2 separate regions of the Homo sapiens genome follow, and region 1 is linked to region 2. A link is a contact called in ENCODE Hi-C or POLR2A ChIA-PET data. All regions are on one chromosome and are shown on one strand. Each heading gives the region's core, a stretch centred on a gene start or an enhancer-like site at or near the end of the contact. The rest is flanking DNA. Distances are from core to core; before and after follow the strand shown.

Region 1 (4,331 bases), core at 1,692-4,191, 120 kb before region 2:
TAAGGAAGATGTTTGTTATTTTATACATTTTTAATTTGTTAACCAACAGATTTGGATGCAATATTGCTACTCAGTGTGTTTCCAATATTTAGAGCTCTTAGAAGAGAAATCCTAAGCAAATGATCCTGTTTATTTTCTCTCCAAGTTTCACATCTACAGGAGTTAGTTTGGATAAAGAGAACATAATATTCTCATTCTGGGCTTTTTCTTTTTTCTCTAACAAATTTTCATTTATCTGTTGATATATACATGACAGTCTTGCTTTAAAAAATTATAAATTTTATGGTTTCTTTTAGGCAGGTTAAAATATTTTTGCTAACCCATTCATTCATGCATTTGTTCAGCAAGCTTTACTGAAAGCATATCATATCCCATGCATTGTGATAGGCACAGGACATGTAAACAACAACTGCATTGCTTGTCTTCAAGGACACACACACGCATATAAACACACACATATATACACACACACGTATATATACACATATACATATATATGCTCTCTATGCATGTATAGATGCAAATACATAAAATGTGCATGCATGTGTGCATGTGTGTGTGCATGTGTGTGTGTGTGTGTGTGTAGTCCTTGTCTTCAAGGTCCATATGTATATATTTCTTGTCTTCAAGGACACACACACACACATGCATATATATGACAAAAAATGTATATATGAAACTTGAAGGCAAAAAAATAGCAGGAGTTAGAGCAAAATAAACTTGGAAAAACAGAAATTATAAAATAAATGAAACAAGAATATTGTTTAAAGCTAAATAATATGAGCCTTTAAACCAAAAGGCCCACAAAATACCAAACAATTCAAATTAAAAAAGAATTGTATTTAAACACTTGCTTGTGAATGTTATGTAATCAAGGTTAAATGGAGTAACAAAAGTGTTACTATACACACACGCACACATACATGGACTACACACACACACATACATGAACACACACATGTATATGTATATGTATATATAGAGATTAACGGAAGTGGCTGCTGAGATTATGAGGACCTAGAAGTCTCACAATCTGCTGTCTGCAAGCTGCAGAGCCAGGAATGCTGGTGGTGTGGCTCAGTCCCAAGTCCCAAGTTCAAATCTGAAGACCTAAGAACCAGAAGCTCCCAACGTGAGGGCAGGAGAAGATGGATGTCCTGGCTACAACACAGAAAGAAAATTCACCCTTCCGCTACATTTTTTGTACTGTTTGGGCTCTGAAAGTGAAACTGCCTTTGCAAAATTATGACTGAGACAGTGAAAAAGATCCAACTTAACCAATTTCATCTTGCCTCTAACCTCCAAGCTGTCCTTGTTCATTCTTGTCATAGGCTGAACTAACTTTGGGAGAAACTTAGTTCATAGTTTACAGTTTAAAACAAAGACAATAACAGCCCTTTCCCAAAACAAACCTCCTTCTTGCCTGGGAACTAGGCTACTAACATTAGCCACAAGATTAGTAATTACGGTTTAGGAGTCATGCAGCTGGAGGCTACGAGATTCTGAACCTCTTTAAACTGCTTCTAAAATCCGTGCTTGAGATGTTTTGTAGACCCTGCACTTGATGAAGCAGCTGGCACCACACAGATGGATAAACTGGCCCATCTGATCTTGTGACCCCCACCCAGGAGCTAACTCAGCCCAAGAAGACAGTGATGCTCCATGATTTCATCTCCAACCCAACCAATCAGCACTCCCCAACTCACTGCCCCTCCCCACCCACCAAATTATCTTCAAAAACTCTGATCTCCAAATGTTCGGGGAGACTGATTTGAGTAATAATAAAACTCCAGCTTCCACACAGCTGGCTCTGTGTGAACTACTCTTTCTCCATTGCATTTCCCCTGTCTTGATAAATCGGTTCTGTCTAAGCAGCGAACAAGGTGAACCCGCTGGGAGGTTACAAAAGAACTGGATTATGCCCACATTGGCGAGGGTGGGTCTTCTTTACCTCCATTCACCAATTCAAAAATCAATCCCATCAAGTCAAATGAAATGCAAATCTCTTCCAAAAACACACCTGGGAATGGACTTTTACCAGCTATCTGGGCATCCCTTTGCCCAGTCAAGTTGACATAAAATTAACTATCAAAAAAGTCTTTCTGAAAAGTGGATTAGCCGGGCACAGTGGCTCACACCTGTAATCCCAGCACTTTGGGAGGCCGACGTGGGCAGATCGCAAGGTCAGGAGATCGAGACCAACCTGACTGACACGGGGAAACCCTGTTTCTACTAAAAATACAAAAAATTAGCTAGGTGTGTTGTTGGGTGCCTATAGTCCCAGCTACTCGGGAGGCTGAGGCAGGAGAATGACCTGAACCGGGGAGGTGGAGCTTGCAGTGAGCCGAGGTCGTGCCACTGCAGTCCAGCCTGGGGCACCTGGGGCAACAGAGTGAGACTCCATCTCAAAAAAAAAAAAAAAAGAAAGAAAAGTGGATTAAAGATCTTAATTTTACCAATCAAGTAAAAATATACATTGCAATATAAAATATTATTTTGTGAATCTTTTTCTGAAGATTTAAAAATTATCCAATAAATATGTTTAATCTAGATTTTATTATAACAAAAACCACTATGTCTGCTGATTGGTCAAATTCAAGACCTGTACAATAAGGATCACTAAAATATGAGCTGGCGGAGGACAGGGTTTTGGCTGCATTCTTACAGCTGTATCTGTGGCACCACGGACAGGTTTGATTTCAGTGGGTGACTTGGCACTTAGTAAACACATTCGCTGACTGAGTTGAATACTTAATTATGTGTCAGCCTCTGGATTTAACACACACTCTCTTGCCCAAATTTCACAACTGCCCTATGTAATAGACATTACTCTGCATTCCTAATACTGAGAAAACAGAGGTATTAAGGGCTTGAGTAACTTGCTGCAATTCTCCAGTTAGTGAGTGATAAAGTCAGAATGCGAATCTTTACCTAAATGCCTCCCTTGATGACCAACCTGTGAAACAGCTACTGATATCTCATGTGTACTGAAGATGAGGTTTCCTGGCTCAGCTGATAAGTCAAGTGTTTTTGGTAGGGACCTACACAATGGGATGATTCAGCTTTTATGGACTCTGCTCCTTTAGTCTATTCTGAAGGGTTATATAATGGATTTTTCTCTTTTACTAATGTGTATCATTTTATTAGTGTTTGAAGTCTTGTAAAAAGTAATATCTGAAGGATGTAAGACAGCAAGTGAGAAAGAAACAGCTCAGAAGAGACTGAGTAATGCTGAGTAATGTTACCTGAACTTCCTGCTCTGCTGGGGTTCCTCTCATACCATATGAGTGGGTAAAGGGTGAAACGAAAATCTTATCTCAACATCCTTCCCCTGTGGATGACAAACTTTGATATTTATTTTATCATCGATATCAGTGAGTCCATATTTATAAAGCGAGGAGCTCTTACAGGAAAGCATTTGTCAAATACCTAATTACAAAATATATTGACCTTCATATTCTAAGTCAAGTGATATATTTTGTATCATTTTCTGCAGAATTATGATAAAGCACAGTGTGTATAAAGTCAAGTTACCCATTATTCTAGCACTGTTTAGTGTTTATATGACACATGCCAAACATGAGAATAACCCCCGTTTGAAAATGTATTTTTTTGGTTACTTACAGCTACCTTATTTTTTTCTTCTTCTTTTTTTTTTTTTTTCTTTGAGATGGAGTCTTGCTCTGTCACCCAGGTTGGAGTGCAGTGGCACGATCTAGGCTCACTGCAAGCTCTGCCTCCCGGGTTCACTCCATTCTCCTGCCTCAGCCTCCCGAGGAGCTGGGACTACAGGCATCCGCCGCCACGCCCGGCTAATTTTTTGTATTTTTAGTAGAGGCAGGGTTTCACCGTGTTAGCCAGGATGGTCTCCATCTCCTGACCTCGTGATCTGCCCACCTCGGCCTCCCAAAGTGCTGGGATTACAGGCATGAGCCACCGTGCCCGGTCTATTTTTTTCTTCTTATAATACATGTGCATTGTAGTACATTTGAGAAACACAGAAAGGAACAAAATTTTAAAAAAATAAAAATTATTTGAAAACTTGCCATGCCCATATTGTGTCTATGAATGTTTTGCTCTATTTCTTCCTATGCCTATATGTCTATTTTAATAGGATACAATTTAGGTGATGACTTTTTTTCCTCTTAGCATTAAATCACTGGTAGTGTCTGATTTTGCTTTATCATTTCCAGATAGTAGTAGCAAAATCCATAGGGGCTGGATTCAAATAGTTACTCTGTTTAGACATTTTGTCACATAAGAGTCTTATAGTTTTCTCTTATCCTCAGTTTTCTCATGTGACTAATCATGGTCACAATATTAATTCACAG
Region 2 (4,459 bases), core at 189-2,688:
GGTCCTGAAATACCCAGTAATTAAAATTACTCAGAGAGAATTACATAATCTAACAGATGCAATTTTTATATCTGTGCTTCATTAATCTAGTGTTCCTTGAGCACACACTACCACATTACCGTTTGCTGAGGACACATTTCAAGCTGTCAAAGATTAATTAGGTAAATCATCACTAGTATTTTAGGATAATAATTTGTTTTCTTTACACTCTTCTTAGGTAGCTAAATGATAATCTCCATTGGTCTTTTTCACAACACTCTGGGCTAAGTTTTTTTTTTATTTTTTAATGTAAGCCTAGTGCTCTGGAATAATTACCAGGACTTCTCAAGATGCCTGCTTTTCCTACAGCTGACTTGCAACAATTTATAGAAACTTACAAATAAGCTACATACCAGGGAAAGCTCTGTGCCCAACACACCAAAGCATCAAATAAGCTTAGTACCAGTGAGACTCTGAGCCCAATATACCAAAAAGTACCGAGTCTGGCTTCAAAAAGTGTAACATCTCAAATCAGTGCCTGGAGTATTGAAAGACATTGTTTTTTAATTTTGTGATTTTAAAAAACTTTTCCCCTGAATGCTAGGGAATTGATCTGAGAATCATCATCTCAATGCATTTCCTGAGGAATTCTTTGGGAGCAGGAATTTGTCAGACTTTAATGCAAATGGGCAGTGCCTGCAAGTTCTTGCCCCTTATTTATTATTCGCTTTAGTATAATGTCGATGTTCAGAGTGTGCTTTGGTAGGAATTTGGTGGCATTTCCTCCATGCCTCAGTGTGTTAGTCAAAGCCCCACGGCTTTTCAAACCACGTCAGATCCTCCACTTGCACGTCGTCTTGTGCAAAACCTGTTTCCCTCTTACTCAGTGGTTCAGCCTGTTCCCATTCTACAGCTCTTACAGCGAGTTCCAAAAACTAGTTTCTCAACGCAGATAGAATGGAAAAGAGCAGCAACAATAAAGATTTATCATTAAGGACTGTGATGGAAGTTTACTTCATCTCCACTTAAACAAACAAAATAGTAAACCAATTGATTTGGTAAATCAAGCCATTGATTCTTATCATCAAATAAATCTTTATTGTCTTAATTACCTAATATCACTTGTATCATTGTGAATTTGCAATTTTAGCTCTGCTGTATAGAACATGATACTGCTGCCAAAACGCTTTACACAGTAATTCAGTGAAAGAGCGTTCACAAAGCATGTTTTCAAAGTATTCTTTATGGATTCTTCTAAGAGTGAAATTCATGTTTATGGAATTATATGGTCTCTCATAAACTTTTCCCTCCTTCCTCTATTTATAGTGGACAAATTTTGCCAAGCCTGGGTCAAGAACTATGTCAAATATTCGAACGATGTTGCAGTGTTGAATTCCTCAACACAGACCAGCTCCTCGGCTTTGGTTTCGTAACGGTTGTGTCCTCATGAATTGAAGGTTTATGCTTCTATTTTGAACCAATCTGTTAGACTCATTAGCATTCTCGTTCACTTGCCCTACATAGCTGGAGCTGTTTCCCTCTTTAGGTGTGAGAGCAACAGCTGTGGAAAATATTCAAATTATACTGGTGACCTTGTTAACAAGGAACTTGCGAGCACATTTGCCTCCACTGGAACTGTAATTTATAAAAATATAATTTAGCCACAGAGCTAGTAAAATGGGTTAACAATTATTTTTATTGTGTAGGCCATTTCGTTGTTTCTTTCCATATTTGTTATTGAAATTACAGTAATAAGAACAAAGCATTTTACCATTCTCATTACATGCCACACAACCCGAGCAGTGATTTAAAGAAAAAAAAAATTGAGTGCAGGATGTGATGTTAGCAGGGAGCACCTCTGCGATGCTGACATCCTCCTGGCACTCTTTCTGACTCATTATCCAGTTCCCTGATTTATCTAGAAACCTTGCACCAAGTTAAAAATATTTTGGTTTAGATATAACTGATATTGTCTCCTTCTGGCTCAGAAACTTCCCACCAGTCCTTTTTTGCCTTTTGAAAAGCAGATGAACCCTGTGTGGCTTTGGAGGTTTCCTGCAATGTAGTTCCACCAGCTGGTGCAGCCATTGCCTCTGTACAAGAGCTCCTGGGCTCTGACAAACAGAGTGACTGCTGCTCCCCCTAGCACCAGCCTTTCCGGGCCATCTGGCCTCAGATACTGGCATTGCTCATCCTTGGGGATCTCTTCTCCTTCTAATGACCATCCCACTTGAAGGATCATCTGAAGGCCAACTCCTGCATTAAGAGTTTCCCCATGCCCTCCCACATAACTCCATCTGTGCCCCACTGAAGGCACATTCATTATGCACCTCATTTCATCTGAACTCTCTGGTAGTCCCTTTTTATACTTCTCTTGTGATTCAGGTTTCATAACTCTTGAGGGCAAAGACTCTTTTACTCATCTGTCCCTTTACTCTGTAAGCTAGGTCCACAATAAATGTTCATTAACTTAAATTCTAAAACTTCATTTTGTTGGATAAAGAATAACCACAGAATGGAGACAAAAAATCTCACTTGCAGAATATGGTATTTTCTCTGTTCACCAGAAGTGTATTGCTCCAAATGCACTGAGAGTGTTGGAGGTTAGGACTGACAACATTTTTCCAAAAGCACAGCACAGATGGGCTCAAAAAGCAAAATAGGAGACCAGCAATCTATTCACAGAGCACTTTCACCTTGGACTTCTTAGAACTCTTGACTGCCACCCACTGCTTTCCGTTGTTAAATTACCCTTTTCAGCTACAGTCATTCATTGCTTAATGTTGGGGACATGTTCTGGGAAATGTGCTATTAGGTGATTTTGTCATTGTGTGAACATCATAGAGTGTCCTTACACACATGTAGATGGCATAGCCTACTATACGCCTAGGCTGTATGATGTAGCCTGTGCCCCTAGGCTGCAAACCTGGATGGCATATGACTGTGCTGAATACTGTAGGCAATTGGAACACAATGGTATTGGTGTATCTAAACATACTAAACACGTAAAAGATACAGTAAAAATATGGTATTAGAATCTTATGGGACTACCATAGAATATGCGGTCCTTCATTGATGAATGGTCATTATGCAGCATATCAATTAGTCCATACCCTCTCTGTAAGGTAGGCATTTTGTCTTGTTGCCTCTACGTATCCCCTTCCCCTAGCAGAGTGTCTTGTCTATAGCAAGCCCCAGTAAATACTGTTGTTTTGCAATCCACATTGAGGAGGCCGAGCACAGCGCTTGGGTTTGCACCTGCCTGTATTTGCTTCTGCTTTGAGATTCACGTTTGGCCCGTCCCCTCCGTTCACCAGCCTGACCCTGCACTGGCTGCTCTTCCCAACGTGATGGATGCCCTGCCCTGACCAGGGGGTCCTCTTGCTTCATCCCTTTCATGGGCTGCATGCCATGAACCCAATGAGCTTCCTCACTAAAGCCTACTCTGATGCTGCTCTTGTCAGCTCCCCAAATGTAGCCTGGTCCCTGGCAGTACCAGTTGTCCCTACTTGACTACCTGGTGCAAAAGGAGCTACAGGAACTTATTGCTAAGTGATCAGACGATGCTACTACTTGTTGCTTTGAGGACTCAGCTTGAAAAACTACTTTTGTCTGAATTTCCTTTTTTTTTCCCCTAAATCTTTCTAGTGGTCTCAAAAGGTGTGAGTGTGAGGAATATTAATATACTTTTATGTATATGTTTTAAATTGCACAGATATTCGTGGGAAATAACTTTTTTTCAATAGGTTTTTGGGAAACAGGTGGTGTTTGGTTACATGAATAAGTTCTTTAGTGGTGATTTCTGAGATTTCAGTTCACCCATCACCTGAGCAGTGTCCACTGTACCCAATGTATAGCCTTTTATCCCTCATCCCCTCCCACCCTTTCCCCCAAGTCCCCAAAGTCCATTGTATTATTCTTATGTCTTTGTGTCCTCATAGCTTAGCTCCCATTTATGAGTGAGAACACAGGATGTTTGGCTTTCCATTCTTGAGTTACTTTACTTAGAATAATGGTCTCCAATTCCATCCAGGTTGCTGCAAATGCCATTATTTCATTCCTTTTTATGGCTTAGTAGTATTCCATGGTAAATATACATCACATTTTCTTTATCCACTCGTTGATTGATGGGCATTTGGGCTGGTTCCATATTTTTGCAGTTGCAAATTGTGGTGCTATAAACATATTTGTGCAAGTATCTTTTTCATCTAATGACTTCTTTTCTTCTGAGTAGATACCCAGGAGTGGGATGGTAGGTAGATCTACTTTTAGTTCTTTAAGGAATCTCATGGGAAATAATTTTCTATTACTGGTTTGATGCTTGCTCAAGTCAGTTTTTCAAGTTAGTTTTTCTTTCAGATGTATAATATGCTGAGTGTACATTTTAACAAGAACAGATGACCCAGACAAATTTTAAGAAAAATGGATTAGAAATACTGGACCAACATGTCCGTGAAGGAAGGAAAACGTCACACTACTC

The links. Hi-C counts contacts between places; a loop is a spot of excess contacts on that map. ChIA-PET counts read pairs that join two places held with the same protein, here RNA polymerase II (POLR2A). Pooled maps may share reads with other maps.
Region 1: a map of aorta shows a loop between it and region 2 (2.2-fold over the local background). The contact joins two enhancer-like sites. A Hi-C loop is called at or near these places in 6 of 168 maps with a recorded cell type or tissue (Calu3, aorta, ascending aorta and 3 more), 20 of 37 single-sample maps with no recorded cell type and 17 of 50 pooled maps. POLR2A ChIA-PET finds 5 or more read pairs at or near these places in 9 of 52 experiments (A673, GM12878, K562 and 6 more).

What each region holds. Positions count from the first base shown.
Region 1 is chr10:3,739,166-3,743,496 of GRCh38, reverse strand. The region is part of intron 1 of LOC105376360 (a long non-coding RNA gene); the gene reads right to left. Among named protein-coding and RNA genes, the nearest start is that of KLF6, 44 kb to the left of the region's middle. RefSeq lists enhancers at 1,015-1,154, 2,728-3,927. Within about 2 kb of position 2,941, at least 6 of the 41 ENCODE cell types and tissues checked have a DNase peak (open chromatin) inside an H3K27ac peak, as active enhancers do; they include PC-9, where a contact is called at or near this core.
Region 2 is chr10:3,620,915-3,625,373 of GRCh38, reverse strand. All of the region lies in intron 1 of LOC105376360 (a long non-coding RNA gene), which reads right to left. Among named protein-coding and RNA genes, the nearest start is that of LINC02669, 120 kb to the right of the region's middle. Within about 2 kb of position 1,438, at least 7 of the 41 ENCODE cell types and tissues checked have a DNase peak (open chromatin) inside an H3K27ac peak, as active enhancers do; they include PC-9, where a contact is called at or near this core.